2 separate regions of the Mus musculus genome follow, and region 2 is linked to region 1. Evidence: chromatin contacts called from ENCODE Hi-C or POLR2A ChIA-PET data. All regions are on one chromosome and are shown on one strand. The core of a region is the stretch at or near the end of the contact, and the rest is flanking DNA. Distances in the headings are between cores, read along the strand shown.

Region 1 (7,904 bases), core at 2,698-5,197:
AAAATTCCTTCTGGAATTCCCTATGAAGCAAATGTCTAAGTGCTCCCTGCACCCACCCCAGAGTGAGTGAGACGGGCTCGTATGCACCAGCAGGGTGGAGACCCAACAGCCAGTGAACCCCACACCCTGAACCAAGCACTTTGTACCCTCTCTGTTTAACCCTCAACAATACTGTGGGCATAACAAGCGTGCTACCCTAATGTGACTGATGGGAAAATTAGGGCACAGAGACAATAACTAAAGTTAGGGCTCAAAGACAGTAACTAAAGGACATGCCCAAAGTTACCATCAGCAAATAGCTGCTACTCTGGCTGCTGCTCCTTATAGCGGGCAATGTTAAATGCTAGAACTCCACAGAAAAGATGTGGGCCCTGCCGGCAGGGGCTTTCAGACAAATATTAATAGTAGCTGATGTTACAACAAGGGCCATAGAGGGCAGAGCACTTGCCAGGCATACTCAAGGCCTAAATTCAGTCTCCAGCTCTGCCAAAGGTGGGGGGTAGGGAGTGGACAATAAAAACCCAAGCCATCCCTGCATGGCCCTCCCCACCAGAACAGGAGATGGGCACCTTTGGGCTCTCTCCTCTGAGTCTCCTGCTAGCAGTGTGACTCTGAACTTCCTAATGCCCAGTAACTAAGGTGGCACTGTCACACGTTCCAAACACTTAAGCCAGTCAAAGCTTTAGTGGCCCCAGATAAATAGGAGAATCTCCCTGGCCCCTGCTCATCCCCAGCACTGCCCGAGCGCCAGGCACAGGGGCTGCCTGCAGCTCTCTGGAGAAAAAGGTTCCAGGGGAGGGAGGGAGAGGCAGCATCTTCATTTCCCATCTACTCTCAGGTAGGACACCCAGACAAGCGAGGACGCCAGCCTGGGGACAGAGTGAGCCAGACTGGCCTCAGGAAATACACCCTTTGAAGGTAAGGCTACAAGGTGATGTAAGAGGCAGGAGGGGGGCATGGATGCCCCCAAGGCTCTGGACAGAGCTGCTCAACCCATAGCAAGCCTGTATCCGCGAGCTTTAGAGGACTTGTGGATTGCTCCCGTGTAAGCATGTGTTTGCATCGCAGCCCCTGGCTCTGCTCTCTCTGTAGGCTCTTCTCGCCTCTGTGTTTCCAGAGCACAACAGTAGCTCATCACCCCTCAGGCTGGAAATGGTCACTCCTGACCCTGGGTTTCCTCTGCCCCCACAGATCTGTGTTCTCTCTCCTTTTCCCTCCCTCTCCTTTCTCTCAAAACATGATCTCACAGTGTAACCCAGGCTGGCTTCTAACTAGATATCCCCCTGCCTCAGCCTCTTGACACATCGCACTATAGTTCAGAGCTTTGCAAGGAACTGGTGCTTGTGTGGCCCCTTACATGGCTACTCTCCTTCCTTTCAGTTCAGGGTGGGGTGACAGATCTCTGGGCTGTGACAGTTCAAACAGATACACCCCCAATCTCCACAGGCCACCTGCAGACTGGCTCCCACTTAATGTAATCACACGGGGACATGGCTACCCTCGGGGCTCGACCTGTGCAGAGCACCACGCTCCTTCTCCAAGCCCACTGTGTTTTATTAAAAGGCAACCAGGCCTAACCTCATTACTGGTACCAGATGCACATGCTGAACAGCCCAGGAGGCAGAGCAGAGCACAGGGAAGCAGCAAACCTGGCTTGGCCACAGCCCTCCCCATCAGCAGCAGGCTTTAACTGAGTTAGGAAAGACTGCAGTGGGGGAAGGGACTAGAGCTTTCCTTGATGGGTAAGATCCTAAGACACGATGAGACAAAAGGCAAAAAGAAGCTGAGCGGTAGCACGGGGCACCCAGGATGCGCCAGGAAGGAAGGAGGGTCAGCATCAGGTGTGCCTCTGCACCAGAACTTGCCAAGAGTTAAAAATAAAAGAGCCTGCTTCATTTCAGAATGGAAGAGCTGAACTTTAGGGGTTGAAATGGTTTATGTTTTTAATCCAGTCTGTATGTTGTCTTTACACCAGGGAAATTTGAAAAATATCATTATTTATTTTTATGGAGGAAGGGCTCCCATGAATGCCAACCACCTAAGGCATGGGAGCATTTGTGTGTTCCACTGTTTCCTACTGTGTGCCATCAGGGAGGCCTTGTCCATTCTCCAAGCTGGCCTCCTCAACTGTGGGGTCGGGGAGGAGGAGAGCGGGGTGGAGTGGGGACCTTAAGACCTACCTCATTGGACTTCGGACAACTTAAATGGAAAAAAAAAATATGCACAAGTGCTTAGCACAGTGCCTGCCACCTAGCTAGGACCTAAGCAAACAGCAGTTGAACAAAAATAACATCTCCTAAACGTCATAGTGACGTCAACGGACCCATGAAGATGACCAGATCCCTCCTGCCCCACCACCAACCCATTCATTCCCCCTATAGAGTACAAACTTCTAGAGCGAGGAAGACTGTCAAACAGTCTGCCTTTAGTTCTTGTTGCGGGGGAGGGGGCGTTAGACCAAGATCTCCCTCTGTAGGTCTGCTGGCTTTAAACGTTCAGTCTCCCTGCATCAGGCTCCCACATTCTAGGAACACAGCCTCTTGTCACCACAAGTGACCTAGGTGGTAATTTTAATGTCTGAAATTTCATATTCCCACTTGTACTCTAATTAATTGTGAGGCGATTAGAAAATGGAACGCAAGGCCTGGCATGGCCTTTAATCCCAGCATTCAGATGTCTGTAAGTTCAAGAAACCTGGGCTCTGCCTACCCAGGGACAATGGCAGGGCAGGGCATCTGTGTGCAACTCTACTTCTGGTTCCAGGAGCTCCTCCTACAAGGGGTGGGGTTGGAGCAGTCCAGTATTTTCCTCCCAGATCCAAGTGCTGAGGAGCAATCAAGGTATCTAAGGGAGGTGAGAACACTTTGCTTTTTGTTTTGTTAAGAAGCGGACAGAACTCAGGTATCGGAGATGGGGCTTTTCTTAAAGAAAATTGCCAAGACAAAAAAAGGAAGGGCAACCAAAAGTGTCTGTGACTTGTGGTGCTGCAGCGCCTGTGGAAAGGTGGTAAGGGTAAGAAGAGAAGTGACCGGAAAGGGGGAGGTGGCCTGGCTACCACTCCAGGAGTCAGAGGCGGCAGCAGATCCCTCTCTCCGAGAAGTTCCGCCCCTGAGTCACTTCCAAGGCCAAAGCACGAAGCCAGGCGTTCTGCCAGGATAGGAACTAGTTATCCTGCCCGAGGACGGTGGGATGCGGAAGAAGAGAAAGAGGATCCACCAGGCCCGCACCTGAGCGCAGGGACCGGCCGCGGGGACAGTGGGAGCTCAGTCGTGGCGAATGCAGATTGGTCCACTCCCACCCACTTTGTTCTACAGTACAGCCGCAGGCCCCTGGACTTGAATTCAAGTCACCAGCAGTCCCCATTCTAACTCGGGCAGACGCGGCCCGCGCTCCCCCGGCTGCCTTGCCGGGTGCCAGCAGCACAACACCCGCGTCAGGGGACAAGCCGGGCAGCGCCGGGTCGGTGCGGGCAGGTGCGCGCGGAAGGGCGGCTCGAAGCCCTGCCTCACCTGGCCACAGTCCCCTCCGCCCCTCCGCGCGGAACTCGGCTCCCCACCTCCCCGTCGCCTACCTTGTCCCGCCGCCGCCAGGCCTGCGCGCGTCCACGCGCCGCGCCCCGGACGCTCGGCAGGTTCCACGAGCCTCGGCGCGACGGCGTCGCCATGGAGACGGGGCGGCGGCGGGGAAGCGGTAGCGCGCGCGAGGAGGCGACGGTCACCTGCGCCGGAAGTCCCGCCAGGCGCCGGCACTCGGTAGGGCACCTCGGCTACACCGACCCGCACTCAGGACCCGAACTCCAGCAGCTTCGGGACTGGCTCCGGACTGGCTCGGGACCGGCGTGCGGGGAAGGTTAGCGGCGCGGGTTCGGCGCCCGGGTTCCCGGTCTCTAGCTTCTCGCTCGCTACTCTCCACGCCCAAACCCAGGAGGCCGCTAGGTGTCAGGCCTGGCCTGGGCCCAAGCTCAGCTCCGGGAACCCAGGGTCACCTCTTCCAGCCCTCGTGGGCGGAGATGGCACTTTACACTTTACTGGAAGGCTGGGAATAACCCTGCCCTTCCGCATCTGCACACCAGCCACATTGACCACATAGACACTGTTGTTGATACAGTTTGCCTCCCATTTTTTCCACTCCAGGATACACACACACACACACACACACACACACACACACACACAGAGAGAGAGAGAGAGAGAGAGACAGAGACACCAATCTAAGGGTAAATTGTGTCCTTCCAACTTCTCATTTAAGTCCTAGACCTGGTGTATGCCAAGGTCTGTACTTAAGACTGTTGCCAAGACCAAGGCTGGGAGCTTAGCAGATCCTGGCCCGCTATCCAGGAAATGCTACGAATAGATAAGAGCCTAGCTCAGACTTCCTACAAGCTGGGAACAAAAGGTTCTTTCCTGTTGGATGCCTGGCCAGACTCACGGAGAGGAGGAGAGAAATGGGGTATTTTACCTTGTGAGGCAAAGCATGACTGTGAAGGCAGTCCCTGGAACACCTCAGCATGCTGGGAGCTGCCCACTGGTAGAAGCCAGAATTGGGGCGGGGGCTCCTTCTTAGAGGGTGGGTATGCTGTCTAGTGTACGGTTGAGAGAGAACCAAAAACCGGAATTACCTTATGGTAACTTTTCGTCTGGCAGAAGCTAATGGGCTTTTTAAGGTAAGCAACAGCTTCCTTGGTGGTGCAGGCAATAAATACATGCTTATAAACTAAACATGGCGCTGAGCCATTTCTCATTGTTTGCTGGGTATATTTGGGCTCCTGGGAGGAAAAGGAGGGACCGATTTTGGCAGGATGGAATCTTGTTTAAGTGTTGGTCTTAAAGTGCCTTCCAAGACCCGGGGAGGCTCCTGTTGGGAGAGTCCTTTGTTGGATCATCCCCTACCTCATTCCTTCAAGTCTCCAAGCTGACTGCTTCACAGTGCATTTCCTGACCGCCAGTGTGGCAGTATGGGAAAGACTAGAGTTATGACGACCACACATACACTCACACACACTCACGATGCAGGGAGGGGGTCTCTGAGCGAAAGGCCTTAAGGAGCAAAAAAAGGCACCGAGCAGAATAAATTTTGTCCTCATAACCAGGACGCCAGACCTAAGGCAGACCCACTCCCACCTGGCACATTCTTTCTCCCCAGGGCTACCCAGTGCAGAAAGCTGAGGGGAAAACCAGGATTCCTAGTTACATTTCTATCTTAGAAATTTAGCATGAATAGATCCTAAGCGTTTCTCAAATGTAACCAGGTCTTGTGTGTGTGTGTTTGTGTGTGTGTACGTGCACACGTGTACACACGTGCATCTGTGAGAGGTATTGACTTTTCTCTGTATAACCCTGGCTGTCCTGGAACACACTCTCTGTAGACCAGGCTGTCTTCAAATTCAGAGACCTGCCTGCCTCTGCCTCCTGGGTGCTGGAATTAAAGTTGTGTGCTACCACCACCCAGCCTGGTTTTACTTTGAAGGTAAGTTTTTAGTTTTTTGTTCATTTCACCAGGGAAGCCTAGTGTAGGTGTAGCTCCCAAGTGTTTCTGGAGTCCTTAGAGTCCAGAGGAATGTGAAAAGCGATACAAGAATCCACATGCCTGAGCCAAACAAATTTATATCAGTTCCAAAAACTGGGCCCTGCCCTACAATATCCCCTGGAGAGCTCTCAGCTCAGCAGCCACGGCCACCAGCAGCAGCAAGCAGGTCCTGTGTCCACCACCCTGAGACTGAGGCAGCAGCATCCTCAGGTCCCTTCAGGTTGTGGATATACATAATGGTTACTGTGATCAAGTTGAAAATAGAACCATGAATCACTATGGAAGAAAAGCTTATCTTCCAGATACATGGTCACTGAAGGTGACCAAGACAGCAGAGACCCAGGAAGGATCAGAGCATCTACTGGAACAACCCACCATGGGGGCAAGAGCAGCAGCCAGGCAAGACACCAGCCACAGTGCTTCCAGAGCCAGCAGTAAAGACAGCCACCTGAGACCTCAGGAACACTAAGGGCAGGGGACACGGGACATCAAAGACTGAGTTGTTGCCCATCCATGGTTGATCCCAAGGTTGGTCCATTCTGAGAAAAATAAGACTTAGACAAACAGCACACTGTAATTACAGAACTCAAATGTGGAGACCAGGCGAGGTGTGCCGTCAGGCAGAGGTTTTCCTCTGCTGGGCCCTGAAGGAGCAGGACACGCGCTGGCTAGGGCCTGTGGGGAACCAGCCTTGAGCAGGAAGTGGTGGTGTTATCTACCAACTAGGGCTCTTGATCAGGTTCAGCTCCTCTGACGGTTAAAGAACCAGAAGGCAGGGAAGATCTCGAACTCCGAAAACAGGAGCAGACAGTCAGCATCCGCGGTTGAGGCTTTTTCTTTTGATTTATTGGGACCGTGGAAACACGTGCACACACAGCAAACACCCAGAGAAAAAGAGCTTCAAACAGAGAAGAGACTCTGGAAACCAGAAAATCCAGTCTCCTCTCCAGGGCTGGGGTTCCTCCTCTAAGTTAGGATTGGCCAGTTCAGAACACAGACAGGGTTGCCGATTGGCCCACAGTTGTTGTGTAAACACATCTTGAACTTGTTGGGCCAATCCATCAGCAGTTGGCCGGTGGTGGGAGAAGATGCCCACAGGGCCTTTGTTTTAAGCTGTCAGGTTTTTGTCTCGGGTCTGGAGGGTGAGGAAGAAGCTGGCCACCTTGGCAGGTCACCATCTTTATTACCAAACATGTCCCCTCTCTCTAACTGCCTACCGAGGAGTCTGTCTAACTCCTGTCCCTCAGTGTGACAGCACTGGGAGACCATGCTTTCAGGGATCACTCTACTCTTTCCTTCCTGTTCTCCTCCCCCTCTCCTCCCTTCTTCCTCCCTTCAGGAATGGGTTCACTGGGCACCTGCTGTGTGCCAGGCTTTGTTCTAGGCCCTGAAAAGAAGACAGTAAGACAGGGCCCTGCTTCCATGTAACTCCAGTGATGTGGGACAGAACAAAGATCAGAACGGAAACTTCAAATGCCATATATACACACATTCATGCGTGGGCAGATGGACGTCTACACACCAACCTAATCGGATGAATCGTAGGTGTCACGCATCAACACAGCAAGCACGAGAAGGTTATAAAGCAGGAGCCAGAGAGCAGAGGTGGCTGTCCCAAGGCCAGCGCTAAGGAAGGCTGTCTGAGGAGACTGTAGGACTGTGGCTGTGAGGAGCCTGGGGAAGGGAATTCCCAGGAAGGGCTGAGGAGAGATGTGTGCCAGGCATGTGTGAGGCTATCTGCCTGCTGCCCTGCCCTCTGCCACTCCTAGATGGAGAACTTAGCTGAGTATGCAGAGATGGGAGACAGGCATATAAACAGCTCATCAGAGAGCAGAGGTTGAAGGTACAAACTGTGTGCCTGGGTGTACTGGCTAGTTTTGTGTCAACTTGACACAGCTGGAGTTATCACAGAGAAAGGAGCTTCAGTTGAGGAAATGTCTCCATGAGATACAACTGTAGGGCATTTTCTCAATTAGTGATCAAGGGGGAAAGGCCCCTTGTGGGTGGGACCATCTCTGGGCTGGTAGTCTTGGTTCTATAAGAGCAAGCCAGGGGAAGCAAGCCAGTAAGTAACATCCCTCCATGGCCTCTGCATCAGCTCCTGCTTCCTGACCTGCTTGAGTTCCAGTCCTGACTTCCTTGGTGATGAACAGCAGTATGGAAGTGTAAGCTGAATAAACCCTTTCCTTTCCAACTTGCTTCTTGGTCGTGATGTTTGTGCAGGAATAGAAACCCTGACTAAGACACTGGGTTCCCCACAACTGCAATGTGCAGGGCACCAGGGCAATCACCATAGACCCATTAAGTGTAGCTGTGTCTAACCACATTGGCTGTGATTGGCAGGGCCCTAGCCAGACTCCCTGTAACCCAGCCCGGGC
Region 2 (7,904 bases), core at 3,225-5,724, 230 kb after region 1:
ATCCAGGGATCTAACATTTACCCATTCTCCAGGAAGAGACACTCAAGGAATTTCCAACTTAGTGCAAATGTCACAGATGTCAGCATGCAGGTCCACTGACAGGCACACAGCCAGACTTGATGATGAGCCTGGGTCCCATCAGCCCCTAACCACCTCCAGGTACAATGTAACATCTTACCTTCATCTGAGGTCTCTGATGACTGAGTGTTTGTGGATGACTGCTAGGGCCTGCTCTGCAGTAACTTCCCATCCTGACATTCTGCTGTCCTTTCCCTGTTTTGATGATCTTCTTGTTGCTCACGTGTGTTCCGACAAAGCTAACATCTGTCACTCTGGTATACATTACTTTATAGTGTCATTTATGAAATAAAAATATTTAAACCTGATATAATCAAGTTTATCATTTTCTTGCTCTATGCTTCTTAAATGACCAGAAGTAACTGTGTGTCTCAGGTCCGAAAGCTATCCCTCACAGTTGACTTCTACTTAAGTCTGCACTTCAGGGTTGGCAATGTGGCTCAGTGGGTAAAGGCACTTGCCGCCAAGCCTGACTACCTCAGTTTGATCCCTGAAACCTACAAGGTGGAAAAGAGGCTCCAGTTCCATTCTCTTCCCCACTAGGAGTTAACTAATAAGCAAACTGTTTCTGCCCTGGCCATTGGGCCTGCTCTGAAGCACACAGGAGTAAGGCAGGGTCAGGGGTGAGGGGCAGTGGTCCACAGCAGATGTCCCTCACACAATAAAGATCATATGACTTCAGTTCTGACTAGCTAGACTTTCCCCAAGGGGCAAGCTTAGAATCCAGATCCTTCACTATGAACTCTAGCTTGGCTAGCAAAGGGTTAAGCAGCTTGGAACACACCTGTGCACATAGCCCATGTGATGGATGTAGTCTAAGGCCTTTAGCACCCCCTGCAGGATGTATGCAATCGCCAGTTCATTCATGCCATCCATGAAGTGTGTGCCAATGAGATCCTTTGCAGAGCCTGAAAAGGACGTCAGGAATAACAGGAGAAAGCAACAGCACAGAACCCACCAACAGCTCTGCAAGCCTTCGTACTCACCGTACGCCATAAATGATGTGACGACCCACAGCTCATTATCTGCGATGAAGGTGGCTCGATACGGTACTATATTGGGATGGCTGAAGAGTTTAGAGACATGAAGCTCCCCCTGAAAGCAACGGCAAAGCTGAGGTCGCAGTCAAGAAAGTGTCCAGCTTGAAAATGGCAGTAGTGTAGGGACCTAGTACCTTCTGATGCTCTCCTCAGAATCCTTCCAGGGCAGGAAGGGCCACCATACTTGAGGAAAGCCACCTTATTTGCCCACTTAAGCCTCTTGGTGGCCCTGTCAGCCACCAACACCCAAGAGCCTTAGAAAACAACCCCTCACCATGCAGGGTCACTGCTGTCAACACAGTGAGAGTTAACCACCTCAGAAAAGACAAAAATAAAACGGTGGCTGACACAGGGCGTGATTCACTTAATTAAATTCCAAAGGCCAAGGAAGAGTCCTCTTTAAGTCAAGAGTAAGAACCCAGTTTGGGCACTGAGGCAGGAGGACTGTAAGCTTGAGGTCAGGCTGGGTAACAGAGCAAAATGCTATCTAAAAATGAACAAAAAAAAATATTTTCGGGGGCTGGTGAGATGGCTCAGTGGGTAAGAGCACCCGACTGTTCTTCCAAAGGTCCAGAGTTCAAATCCCAGCAACCACATGGTGGCTCACAACCATCTGTAACGAAATCTGACGCCCTCTTCTGGTGTGTCTGAAGACAGCTACAGTGTACTTACATGTAATAAATAAATAAATCTTTAAAAAAAAAATATTTTCACACTATACAGCAAAGTATAAGACTTAACAAAATTAGTAGACAAATGACAAGTATGGAATACAAGGGGACATTCCCAGCACCTTGACTGGGGGTTCTTTCCCTGAAAGCAGGTATATGAAACACTTGGGAAAAAAAATCAGGGGCTGGAGAGATGGCTCAGCGGTTAAAAGCACTGACTGCTCTTCCAGAGGTCCTGAGTTCAATTCCCAGCACCCTATATGTACACACACACACACACACACACACACACACACACACACACACAATTTTATGTATGTGAGTACACTGTTGCCAACTTCAGACACACCACAAGAGGGCATCAGATCCCATCGCAGATGGTTGTGAGCCACCATGTGGTTGCTGGGAATTGTACTCAGGACCTCTGAAAGAGTAGCCAGTGCTCTTAAACACTGAGCCATCTCTCCAGCCTAGTAAATAATTCTTTAAAAAAAAAAAAAAAAGAAGGAGGAGGAGGAAGAGGAGGAGGAAGAGATGACAATGATGAAGAAGGAAGAAGAAGAAAAGAAGAAGAAGGAAGAAGGAGGAGGAGGAGGAGAAGAAGGAAGAAGAAGAGGAAAAAGAAGGAAGAAGAAGAAGGAGGAAGAAGGAGGAAGAAGAAGAGGAAGAAGTGAGGTTGTTCTAGACCAGCCTGAACATGAGACCCTATCTCAAAAGAAACAAAAAGTAAAAACTACAGAAATGTCAGGTTCTGGTACTGGCCCAGTCTAGTGACTATGAAGAGAAGAAGTTGGGCAGCATGGTCAGGGTCAGGGGAGCATCACTTGAGGAGAACAGGACAGGTAAGGAAGGGCGGGAGCTGCACACTGAGTCCACACTGCACTGGATGCTACACACACTGGTATCATAGGACCAGGAGGAATCGCACTCCACTCAGTTCCCAAACCAGCTTAAAAGAGGGAGGCTCCTTGCTTGTCAAACTGAAAGGAGCCTGCAGCAAACAGGATGCCCAGGGCCAGAAAATGGCCACTGGTGGCAGAGCAAGTGGCTCTGCTGTGACCAAGACTTCCTGGGACTGATTCTGTCTCTGCTGCTTTCTGCTGTGCTTGTGGGCAGGCATGCTACTTAGCCTCTCTGAATAACACAGAACAAACCAAAGAGAAATATTTAAAGAGGGGCCAGCTGGGTGGAGCAGCACCACAGCCCGATCAACTGTCAGATGATAAGATTCATCACTGATGCCTCATGACTTCTCACGTGGTCTACCTTAGTCTCCTGCAGAAACCCCTAGAAGAATGACCATGTGGCCAGGAGCACCCCCACCGCCACCCCCACCCCACTCCCTCCAAGGTCCACACCCATGCATCATTACCTGCAAGAATGTCACCATCTCATTGGAACAAGCTTCTAGGTTGATCCTTCGTACTGTCACATACTCTCCCGTTGGTTTGTACCTGGCTAAATTCACTGTCATCAAGTCCTCAAACCCTTTGCCTGAGAGAAAAGAGGAATGACTTACACAAAACCAGCCACCAAGATCTGTCTACTCTAAAGAAAGAGGAACTCCATTTCAGCAGGAAAGTCTAGTTACAAAGCTCACTGCTGGAACTTTCATATTAGACATTTCTTGGTTTGTCCATCACTCCTTCTCAGACAATCACTGTAGCAGTCTCTGGCCTCCTGGAAACAACTTCCCATACTTGGCACAAGAAACCCACAGAAGCCCATTGTCACCATGAACCCTCCCAGATGGCTGAGGGCACTGTAGTGGGAATGTAAGCATGTCCCTGGGAGTTACCTATGATGGTGAGCAGCTCATAACACCCGCCCTCTGGAAGAAAGCTGCTCATCATCTCTGGTTTGGAGAAAGATGCTATGGACTCTGAGCTCGCCTCATTGGCCTAAAGGAAAAGAAAAAGAGGTTAACTGAGAAAACAGAGGTGGAGAGTGGAGCAGAGGCAGTCACAGATGCACGAGGAGCCTTGCCTCTACAACACACAGCAATCCTGACGGTGCCAAAGAAGCACCGCTGGCTCTACCTGAAGAGGAACACAGCATATGGGTGTGCAGTCAACACTCCTGGCAGAACAAGAGTTGTGAGATCTACCAGCAAGGACAACTACCCCAGTCAACTGCCATTCTGCTGGTCCTCCCCAGTGACTGACTGCTAAAGTCTACCAAGTTCTTGGCTGGGGAAGGATGTGTGGAGAAAGACACACCAAAGAAGTGAGCAGGTAGAGAAATACAGGGTTCTACGTCTTCTGCTTCATTAAGATCCAATTTTTAAAAGCCCAACTGCAAGATTCTAAAAGGTCAGACCGGCAAGCTTGCTCTAGAGCAGTTCTCAACCTGTAGGTCACAACCCTTTTAAGGGCCAACCGACTCTTTTACAGGGGTCGCATATCAGATATCTACATTATTATCCATAACGGTAGCAAAATTACAGTTATGAAGTAGCAATGACATAACTCTGTGGTTGAGAGTCACAGCGTGAAGAACTGTATTACAGGGTCTCAGCCTTAGGAAGGTAAAGAACCACTAATCTAGGACTTTACTGGTGGAACCCCATTCCTTTAGTAAACCAAGAGCCCAGTCATTCCTGAAGTTCCCAAAGTAAGCGGAGAGTAACTGACTCCCTGAGCTACTGACCAGAGTCCATGCTCAGCCACCTGGGTCCCTGCCAGCTCAGGCTGGGGATGAAACTGGACACCAGCCATTTGGGATGTGGACCGACAGCTCTCCTTTCACAAGCTTGCTTTCCTTTAGGGCCAAATACATTCCTATGACTTGGGGAGAGGATTTCTATCCTCAAACCTTCTTCCTGCAGGTGTGTCTAACTGCAATGGAGAAATCTGAGGCCGGCTCCCCGTGTGGTACACCTCGGTTCTAAGCCTGGCTTCAAGGCAGGGGTGCCGGTGCCCACCTGTAATCCTGTACTCAAGAGGAGGAGGCATAGGGATCAGGAGTTCCAAGCCAGCGTCAGCAACAGGAGACCATGTCTCAAAGAACCAAACAAGAAACAAACCTGGCCTCCATTCAGAAGATAGTGCAAACACACAAAAGTCAGCACTGCCTGTAAGAGCTGAGACTCTTCTGACAAGGTGGTACCTGGATCATCACCATGGCAGAGAAGCCCTCCAAACCACTGTGCTTGGCTTCATTGAAATACCATATGCTCTGCAGAGCCTACTTACGCTGGATCTGATCCTCCTTCCCCATGCTAGATGAGGAAATACAACAGATACATCCTTTTTGAGACAAGTTCTTTGTAGACCAGGCTGGCCTTGAACTTACAGATCTCCCTGTCTTTGAACTTCTGAGTGCTGGAGAGTAACTTGACTCCCTGAGCTACAGTCTCAGAGTCGGCATGCTCAGCCACCTGGGTCCCTGCCAGCTCAGGCTGGGGATGAAAAAGGACACCAGCCATTTGGGATGTGGACCAACAGCTCTCCTTTCACAAGCTTGCTTTTCCTTTAGGGCCAAATGCATTCCTGTGCTATAGATGCTCTCTGTCCTCCAAAGCAATCTGCCTGCACACCTACACATGCACACTACACTCACAGCAGTAAAAGTGAAACTTTTACGGGACAGGCACCACGGTGAGTAACCCTGGCTCCTGGAATACATGACAGTCTTCCTGCCTCTGCCTTCTAAGTGCTGAGATTACAGGAGTACTCCATCACACTAGCTCCATCATTCAATAGCAAAAACAAGGGTCCAGGAGGCAAACAATTTGCTAAGAAATTAGAACATGGCTATGTGACAAAGATAAGAACCAGGCCCCTCCCTGCCAGGGCAAGTGTCCTGCTGATTGATGTTTTGAGTCCATCTAGTTTACAGCAATTAATAATGCCTATCTCCATAAAAAGCAAAATGGATCTGCCTCCCTTATCACTAAGAGTGAACTAAAAGCTTAGTGGCAAACATCTTGGTCCCAACACTGAGCAGGCAGAAGGATCTCTCTGAGCTCCAGGCCAGCCTGCTTTACATATTTAGTTCCAGGATAGCCAGGGCTACATAGTAATACCCTGTCTCAAAACAACAAAGAGAAAGAAAGTGACACTAAGAAGACTCTAGTTGAGCAAAATGGATACCGACTAATAAAGTCTACTTTTAATTTAACCATTTGTTATATTCCAAGACTGGGCCATAATATTCTATTTAGGTATAGCTCGCTGACTTTCACTATTGTATATTATTCCTTTGAGGAATGTATTTCAAATTATCCACCCTAGCACTGATGGGATTGGGCTGGTCTCCAGCTACGCTATGACGAGCTGTACTACTTACTATCAACGTGCTTGACTATGGTCTGAGTGAAGCTGGCAGCAACGGGAAAGAATCACCGACCAGCCAACTTTGTGAGACAATGGCATTGCTTTCCAGGACACTATTCACATCACATTCTGAGTGCCTGCAAGACTCTGTGTGTGTGTGTGTGTGTGTGTGTGTGTGTGTGTGTGTGTGTATAGTGTGCATGTGTAGGTGTGCAGGCATATTGCTTTGGAGGACAGAGAGCATCTATGTGGGGTCAGTTTCTCCTACCTTTAACGGGGAGAAGTGGGAACTGAAGTCAGGTCACAGGCCTACCAAGCCCTGCTGCCAGTGCACTTGAATATTCTTGCTCTCAGTCACATCAGTGTTTGGGTCACAGAAAGCCCCTGGGTTGCTATCAGATCTGGCTACCTCACGGACCTTATCTCCCTGACCAGCCTCTTTCCCCACACAAACAAAGCACGTCTTCAACCTTAGTGAACCTGTTAATCACTTCAACTAGAAAACTTTCCTCCCTTAGGATTTATTTGTTTTTGTGTCCTGGCTAGTTTTCTGTCCATCTTGACACAAACTCGAGTCATCTGGGAAGAGTGACTCCCGGGTGAGACAAATGGCTCCGTCAAGTTGACTGTAGGCAAGTGTAGGGCACTTTCTTGATGAATGACTGCCATAGGAGTACCAAGCCCAGGTACCAAGCAGGCTGAGCAAGCCAGTGATCACTGCGCTCAGTTCCTGAATTACTGTAAGCAGTAAGATGAAATAAGCGCCATGTTTTCTCCCTAACTGCTTTTGGTCATGGTGTTCATCAAAGCAATAGAAAGCAAACTAAGGCAATGTGTTTGGGTGTTGTCTGCACGTATATAAGTGGACCAAGTGTGTGCAATGTCTAAGGGCCAGAAGAAGGAGCCATATTCCCGAGAATTGAAGTTCTGAGTCACCACTTAGGTGCTGGGAATTGAACTTGGGCCCTCCAGAAGCAGCAAGTGCTTTTAATCTTTGAGCACTCTCTGGGTTCTTCAACTGGAGCACTTGTACCTGGCTACAACTTCTGTCCCCATTGATTTTTGTTGCTGTTGTTTTTGTTTTGTTTTGAGACAGTGTCATAGAGTCCAGGCTAGCCTCAAACTCACTATGTAGCTGAGGCTGCCCCCTTTGGTTACAACACACACACACACACACACACACACACACACATTTTCTCATCATGGTCTTCTTATCATTTAGGTCTTAGTATAATTTCTCCAGAGATAAACCTGCCCAGCAAAGCTGAGTTGGTTCCTATCACTTTATTATACTACGCTACTTTTATGTTCTTCACACAAGTCACTGCTAAAGTTAAGCAATCTATTTCCTGTCAAGTCCACTACAACCTGAGAGGTCTGCCTACAATCTTCCCTGAAGAATCAGAGAGTAGGGTGGATGCCAATCCCTCTGGAAAGAGGGCTCAAAGTGATGGTGACATGGGTCCTGAAGCACCTTCCCAGAGCCTAAACCTTCCAGCAAGAAAGCATTACTTTGTTTTTGTTTTTGTTTTGTTTTGTTGTTTTGAAATCGAGTAACATACAACCTCATGAGAAGTAGCTGTTTGTGTTTAAAGCTTTCTCTGGATCTCCAAACTTCTTAAACCTCCTCTTGTTTGGAAAAAAAGTATTAGGAAGAACAATTGAATCCTCAGAGTAAAGTGTTTACTATAGGCGCTTTTACATTTTTTATATGTTTTAAACAACTCTCTTTGGAAAGGTCCTTTATTACCTGTGTCCCACTTCTTGGCAGGGAGGCATATGAGACACACCACCCACTAAGCTCCAACTATGCATTTCTTGTAGAGCACAGGTAGGAA

The links. Hi-C counts contacts between places; a loop is a spot of excess contacts on that map. ChIA-PET counts read pairs that join two places held with the same protein, here RNA polymerase II (POLR2A).
Region 2: a map of T-helper 17 cell shows a loop between it and region 1 (2.7-fold over the local background). The contact joins the enhancer-like site here to the promoter of Cyb561 in region 1. A Hi-C loop is called at or near these places in 1 of 37 maps with a recorded cell type or tissue (T-helper 17 cell). POLR2A ChIA-PET finds 5 or more read pairs at or near these places in 2 of 5 experiments (both embryonic stem cell).

The regions. Positions count from the first base shown.
Region 1 is chr11:105,940,540-105,948,443 of GRCm38, forward strand. It overlaps Cyb561 (cytochrome b-561), which reads right to left and starts at 3,948. Exons shown (of 6, transcript NM_007805.5): 1 at 3,572-3,948.
Region 2 is chr11:106,170,092-106,177,995 of GRCm38, forward strand. Strada (STE20-related kinase adaptor alpha) reads right to left here. Exons shown (of 13, transcript NM_001252448.1): 5 at 3,588-3,690; 6 at 3,162-3,283; 7 at 1,065-1,173; 8 at 863-986. Among named protein-coding and RNA genes, the nearest start is that of Limd2, 14 kb to the left of the region's middle. Within about 2 kb of position 4,475, at least 1 of the 3 ENCODE cell types and tissues checked has a DNase peak (open chromatin) inside an H3K27ac peak, as active enhancers do.